2 separate regions of the Mus musculus genome follow, and region 1 is linked to region 2. The links are chromatin contacts, found by POLR2A ChIA-PET in ENCODE. All regions are on one chromosome and are shown on one strand. The core of a region is the stretch at or near the end of the contact, and the rest is flanking DNA. Distances in the headings are between cores, read along the strand shown.

Evidence for each region. ChIA-PET counts read pairs that join two places held with the same protein, here RNA polymerase II (POLR2A).
Region 1: POLR2A ChIA-PET joins it to region 2 with 19 read pairs in embryonic stem cell. The contact joins the promoter of Ino80 here to the promoter of Dll4 in region 2. POLR2A ChIA-PET finds 5 or more read pairs at or near these places in 5 of 5 experiments (Patski and embryonic stem cell).

Annotation. Positions count from the first base shown.
Region 1 is chr2:119,476,367-119,479,416 of GRCm38, reverse strand. It overlaps Ino80 (INO80 complex subunit), which reads left to right and starts at 1,730. Exons shown (of 36, transcript NM_026574.4): 1 at 1,730-2,038.
Region 2 is chr2:119,324,504-119,327,371 of GRCm38, reverse strand. It overlaps Dll4 (delta like canonical Notch ligand 4), which reads right to left and starts at 1,588. Exons shown (of 11, transcript NM_019454.3): 1 at 1,166-1,588; 2 at 785-1,057; 3 at 252-309. The coding sequence starts at 1,231. It overlaps Gm14207 (predicted gene 14207), which reads left to right and starts at 1,175. Exons shown (of 4, transcript NR_030683.1): 1 at 1,175-1,391; 2 at 2,043-2,204; 3 at 2,396-2,527.

The sequences.
Region 1 (3,050 bases), core at 481-2,980, 150 kb before region 2:
GGGAGCGTATCCGGACAATTTTTCCGAATTGTCCTCCCTGAAGCCAAGCTCGTGGTGAGGGAACCATTTTTGAGCATTTGCGATTCCTTCCAATTTTGAAGTAGGGCAACATCAGGCTTTATGCCTCTCGAAACAGGATCTCTGCATCAGTACTGAGCAGGCTATTTTGGCAAAATAACACAAGGCTTTCTGGAGTTCTTCTTTCCACTTGTCTTCTCTCTTTAAAAAAAGATGGGCTTCTTTCTACTTGCTTTGATTCTTGCAGAATTATTTTTGTAATTTAAAAAGATCGCCTGTGTGTATATATATCACACGCACACGCCACAGCATGTATGTGGTGGTCTGAGGACAGTAAGCAGGAGTCAGCTCTCTACTTGTACCATGTGGGTTCTGGTCTGGTTATCAGAATTGGTGACAAGTGACTGTGTCTGCTGAGCTGTCTAGCCAGACCCTCTTATAAAGTGTTACTGTTAAACTTTGTGAACATTTAAGGTCTTGTTTACGGACACTTTTTCTCCTGAACTTAAAGCATATCGAGGCCAAGAAACATTAAAAAAAAAAAAAAAAAAAAAAAAAGAGCCGGGCGTGGCAGCGCACGCCTTTAGTCCCAGCAAGCGGATTTCTGAGTTCGAGGCCAGCCTGGTCTACAAAGTGCGGTTCCAGGACAGCCAGGGCTACACAGAAAAACCCTGTCTCGAAAAACAAACAAACAAAAAAAAACAAGACATTTTTTAAATAATCATTTTCTAGACTTTAATTTTAAGCAGTTCAGTTCCAAAGGATGCAACTTGGACCCAACTGGAGTTGCACAAGGCACAGTACAGGCAAAACAGATAATATTAAACAAGCGATTCTTGCAGAAAACGAAAGGGTGAAGTCCAACAATTCTATATACGTCTTGGAAACGAGTGGATTAAGTGCAGAAGACTGCATGATGGCGCACACTGTAACCTCAGTCCTCGGGAGGCTGAGGCAGGAGACATCCCCCGAGCTTGACGCTAGCTAGCCTGGGCTATTAACCAAACCCAGACAAAATAACCATGAAACAACCGCCCCGCCCCGCCCCGCCCGCCCCAGCTCTGCGGTTGCTCGAGTGTGGGCAGGGCGACTCACCCCACTGGGGAAATGGAAAGTGCATGGAAGGTGAAAGCGCCTTCGTGCCAACGGTCTCGGGCCGAAGGGGGACAGTGTCGTCAGGAAGACGACCAGGAGACGTCTCCAAGTTGGCTCTTACAAGGATCCATCCCCGCCCGAGCTGGCCTCGGGGTAGGCCAGCACTACCTGGAGAAAACTTCCAGCGACAACGCCAAGCAGTCCCTCCCACCTGCAGGACCAAAATGAGTCCCTGGTTTTTGGGCGGTTTCCATTGACGTTACTTCCGGAAAAGTAACCTTTCTGTGGCAGTTGCAGGGCCGCTGAGCTCTCGCGACATCTCCTCCCGCGAGATCTGCTTGCTCACTCTAGCGATGACATCCTCCTCCTCCTCCCCGTCGCCTTTCGGCAATCTTCGCCAGTCCCAGCCCCGACCAATCTGCACTCAGATAGTATAGATGAGGGTCTCCCCCAGAACCCCGGTCCGCGCGGGGCGTCGGGCGGCGGCAGCGGGGTACAAGCTGCACGAGGCCGCCCGTAGCGGCACGGTCGGCGGACACGGGCTAGCGACTAGCAGTGGGCGTGGGCGGGGCAGGGCTAAGCCGGCCGAGTACCTGCTCGATTGTTCTGGCCTGGCTATGGCGCCTCTCCTCCCCCCCGCCATGGCTCCCCGTGTCCCTGCTCCGCTCCTCTCAGTGAGTGAAAGTGGCCGCCGCCGCCGCCGGCCCAGCGCCCGCAGCCGCCTCAGCGCCGCCGCCATCTTGGGGTCCCAGGAGCCGCCGAGGGAGCGAGCTAGGAGCGTTCCCGTCCAACGCAGTCACCGTCCCTCGGCCTCCGAGAGCGAAGCGCGGCTCCACAGTCGGCGGGGCGACCCCCCCCTCCGGACCCCGCCCGCCCCCCGCCCCCCCTCCGCCGCCGCCGCGGCGGCGGGGCCCCTCGGCCCGAGGTGAGGTTGAGAAGACGTGGGCGGGTGGACGGAGGGGGTGTCGTGTAGGCCCCTGTGCGCCCCTCTCTGCGGGCGACGACTGGGCCGCTTCTTAAAGGGGCCGTCGCCCCCGGCCCTGGGGTTTGTTGGGGTTAGAGAGGATGGGTGTGGACACTCCCCATAGGGTTGGGACCTCAGAGACCTGGGCCTCGGCTCTCCTGTCGTGTATCTCTGGCTCTCCGGGGTTATGGGTGACCTCGGCCACCCGAGGAAGCCCGTGGAGCACCCACACGTGGGGAGTGTTAGGCCAGGTGCACGTGGGACCCGGTGGGGCGGTGTCGCTCTAACACGTGTGTGGGTTTGGGAGTGGGGAGGGGCAGGGCGGAGGCTTGTCGGGCTGGACCAGGAACCGGACGAGGGTTCTACCTGTCAATTCAAACGAATGAGATCTATGGACTGGATAGAGTATCAGTTTAATGGGGAGCGAGCCACGGTTACGGGCGAATGATGCAAGTTGCTAGTTGGTGTTAGACGGGGACAGGCTAACACGTGCACAGACTTAGAAATGTGTCTGTGACAGCACTTCTGGGTTTTCGAGGCGTTTGCAGTGCGTCTCAGCAAGTGTCATCTTACTTTGACAATTCCTTCTTGAGCTTGCTGATGAAAAGTACTACTTCCGTAATCACGGAGGATGGAAGCCCCCTACAGTTTAGAAGTTGGATATTGCCGAAGAAGGCGTTTAACTATTTTAGTTCAGAACCAACTGTGCTCAGGACTCTTTGATTTACATTCTTGTACTTCTTAGGACTCGGGAAGGAATTTGGAGGTTGAACTCCTTAAAACATCGCTGATGATCAGCTTAGTTTTCCCAGTTAGTGATCCATGATTTACATCCCTAATTTTCACTGTGGGTTATTGATGCTTCCTTTCTTCCGGTCGTGTCTTTTTTTTTTTTTTTTTTTTTCTTTTTCCTGTTTGTTTTTTGTTTTTGGCCTGGATGGCCGGGAACTTGATATCCTCCTGCCTTAGCGTC
Region 2 (2,868 bases), core at 339-2,838:
GGCCTTTCTCACCGCCGTGCTCCCCGCGTTCCCACGCCAAAAATAACCCGCAGGAAACGCAATTGTGCTCTGAGTCCAGGCAGCGAGCGGAATCCGAGCGTCCAGCGCGGGGCGCAGCTCCGGCCAAGCTAAGCGTCCTGGCCCCCACCCCCCAAGCCTGCGTCCCCAACCCCCACCCCCGCCTATAACTGGTTAACTCTTTCGGCGCTGTGTGATGTCGCCCCCCTGTGGCCGAGAAGTTAGATACTCACCTGGCCGCAGGTCGTCTCCCGGTGTGTGCCAAGCTTGGATGTTGAGTGAGAAGGTTCCCTGGGAAGCAAAAGGGGGGGTGGGGGACATTAGAGATAGCGATATCAGCAGGGAGGGAAAGGAGGGGGTGCCTCGCAGCAGCCTGTTTAATTAATCTAATTGCAGGATATAGTTACGGAGCTCGGCTCAACATAACTGGTGTTCGCGCAGCGCTGCGCGCGAGCTGAGAAGGCAGGGGAGGGATGAGGGATGCGGGAGTGTAAGTGAGAGCCGGGGGGTGGGCGGGCGGCGCCGCGTTGGGGGTTTGGTAATGAAATTCGTATCCCAAGAATTGGGGAGAAGGAAAGGGAAGAAACTGGGAGGAAAGACTAACCAAAGCCTCTCCGGGATGATCCTATGAGAGAACAGGGGGGCGGGGGCAGAAGAGAAAGAGCCCTTGGGGCTCTCCAGAGAGCGCTTTGGAAAGGAGCTCTGGTGTCCCGGCGCTCCCTTCTTTCCCTTCGGTTATCTCCCGGTGCATTTAAGTTGTGCTTACCGGCCAGGTGAAATTGAAGGGCAACTGCAGAGGGTTGCGACCACTGCCGCTATTCTTGTCCCTGACGACGAAGGAGTTGGTGCCCAATACCGGCGTGGAGACATTGCCAAAGGTGCAGGGTCCCTCGGAGAAGGTTGCCTGGAAGTGCTTAAGGCAGATGCGGAAGAAAGTCCGGCAGCCCGGTTCGCAGGACTGCCCATTGGCCAGCATACCGCGCTGGTTGACGAACTCCTGCAGCCGCAGCTGGAAGATGCCGGAGCCCGCAGCGCGCTGCTGCACAGGGACCGAGAGAAGGAGGGAGGAGAGCGGTCAGGCTCAGCCGGGGCCGGGGCGCAAGCCCGGAGCGCTGCGGGAGGGGGCGGAGAGGACGTGAGACATTACCTGCGGCCACAGTACCGCCAGCAGCAGTAGCGCCCAGCGACAGGCGCTCCGGGACGCAGGCGTCATCCCTTGGGGTGTCCTCTCCACTCCGGGACTCCGAATCTGCTTGTTAGGGATGTCGCTCTCCCGCAAGTCCCGTCTGCCAGCCGAGTTCCTGAAAAGCTGATTCCCCTCGGGACGCTGCTCCCTTGTCGCCTTCTCAAAAACTCCGCTGCTCGATGCCTCGGTAGGTAATCCAGGTGAGGGCGACTGGGCGGTGGCTGCTCTAAGTACGTGTCCTGGAGCAAATCCTAGGGTCTCGAGCGGGCTAGTGAGGGAGTACACTGCACCCAAGTGACTTTGGCTGCAGCTCTTGGCCTCGGGTTCCTAGCCTGCGAGCAGCGCCGCTACTGAAACCTGCTTGCTCCAGAGCCTTTCTTATATATATTGGCTGCTCTTCGCAGCCTGTCAGTCAGACAGACTCACGGTCACTCTCCCCTCCCCTCCAGGCCTCTAGTGGCTACAGTCCCAGCACCCACCGGAGGGGGCCTCCGCCCCCGCCGCTCCCCCTGTCAGCCAGCCAGTAGGGCGCAGGTCCCCGCCCCTCTTCCAACTTCTGGGCTTCCAGCTCTGCGCGTGCCCGGCGAGCAGTCCTTAGAGATCGTCTGCTTAAAGGCTGAGACCCTCGCCACCAGAGGATAGGAGGGTAGCCCAGTGATGCGGCGGGAGGTGAGGTGGTTCCCGAATGGTCCAGGGGGTGGAAACTCTAAGGGGTCCCCGTAGGCGGTGCACCTGATCCAGGCATTAGATACCTACAGTCCTCTAGCAGGTGGGGAAAGCTTAAACTAGGAAAGCAAAAAGCAGGACCAGGGGATTTGGATCTCCCTTTCCTTTCCAGACTTTAGGTAGCTCCTGCCTCGCTGGCCTCCAGCCTATGTGTGCCCACCCTCCACGCGTCCCCAGCACCGCAGGGAAGCCATCCGACGCCTTAACCTTTCCCTGGCTATTCCAAGCAAGGCAAAGGGCCAAGCGTCTAGGACTCTGGTCTTCTCTGCACCTGGTAGGCGTGTCACCTCAAGCAGCAGGGCGTGCCCAGCGCGTGCCTTCTCTCTTTGTCCCCCACCCCCACTCCCTCCTGGCTCGTGCTAGAGCCAGGACTAGAGGTTCGAAAGAGAGGTGGGGGGCGTGGTTCTCGAAGTGGGGGGGGGGTCCTCAGCTGTATGGTAATGAGGTTCTAGTCTTTTCCCTCAGTGCCTATCTCACCTGGGTCGCGCTTGGTCTCCATATCCTCATCCTGGCCCCCACCCGCGTCCCCTAGCTCCGCTGGAGTAGGGAGGAAACTTTCTTAATTCCAGAATTTCCTTGGGCCACTTGAGAGGCAAGGTGAGAGAGCTTGAGGCTGATCAGGTCTAGATCTCTCTGCATAGGGCAGGATGTAGGGTGGAACTGGAGGCGCATAGAGTTGTTTGAGTTTCGGGTGGTTTCACCCATGTCACACGCGCGCCTCTCCCGGGTGGCCTCCGAGCGCAAACCCTGCAGCTGCTTTCCCAGAACCCGTCGTGCTCCCCCGAGGCTGCAGACCGGGGAGGGCTGGCTTCTCCCAGTTTTGGGGGGTGCTAGATTTCTCTCTCTCTCTCTCTCTCTCTCTCTCTCTCTCTCTCTCTCTCTCTCTCTCTCTCTCTCTCTCTCTCTCTCTCTCTCTCTCTCTCTCTCTCTCTCTCCTA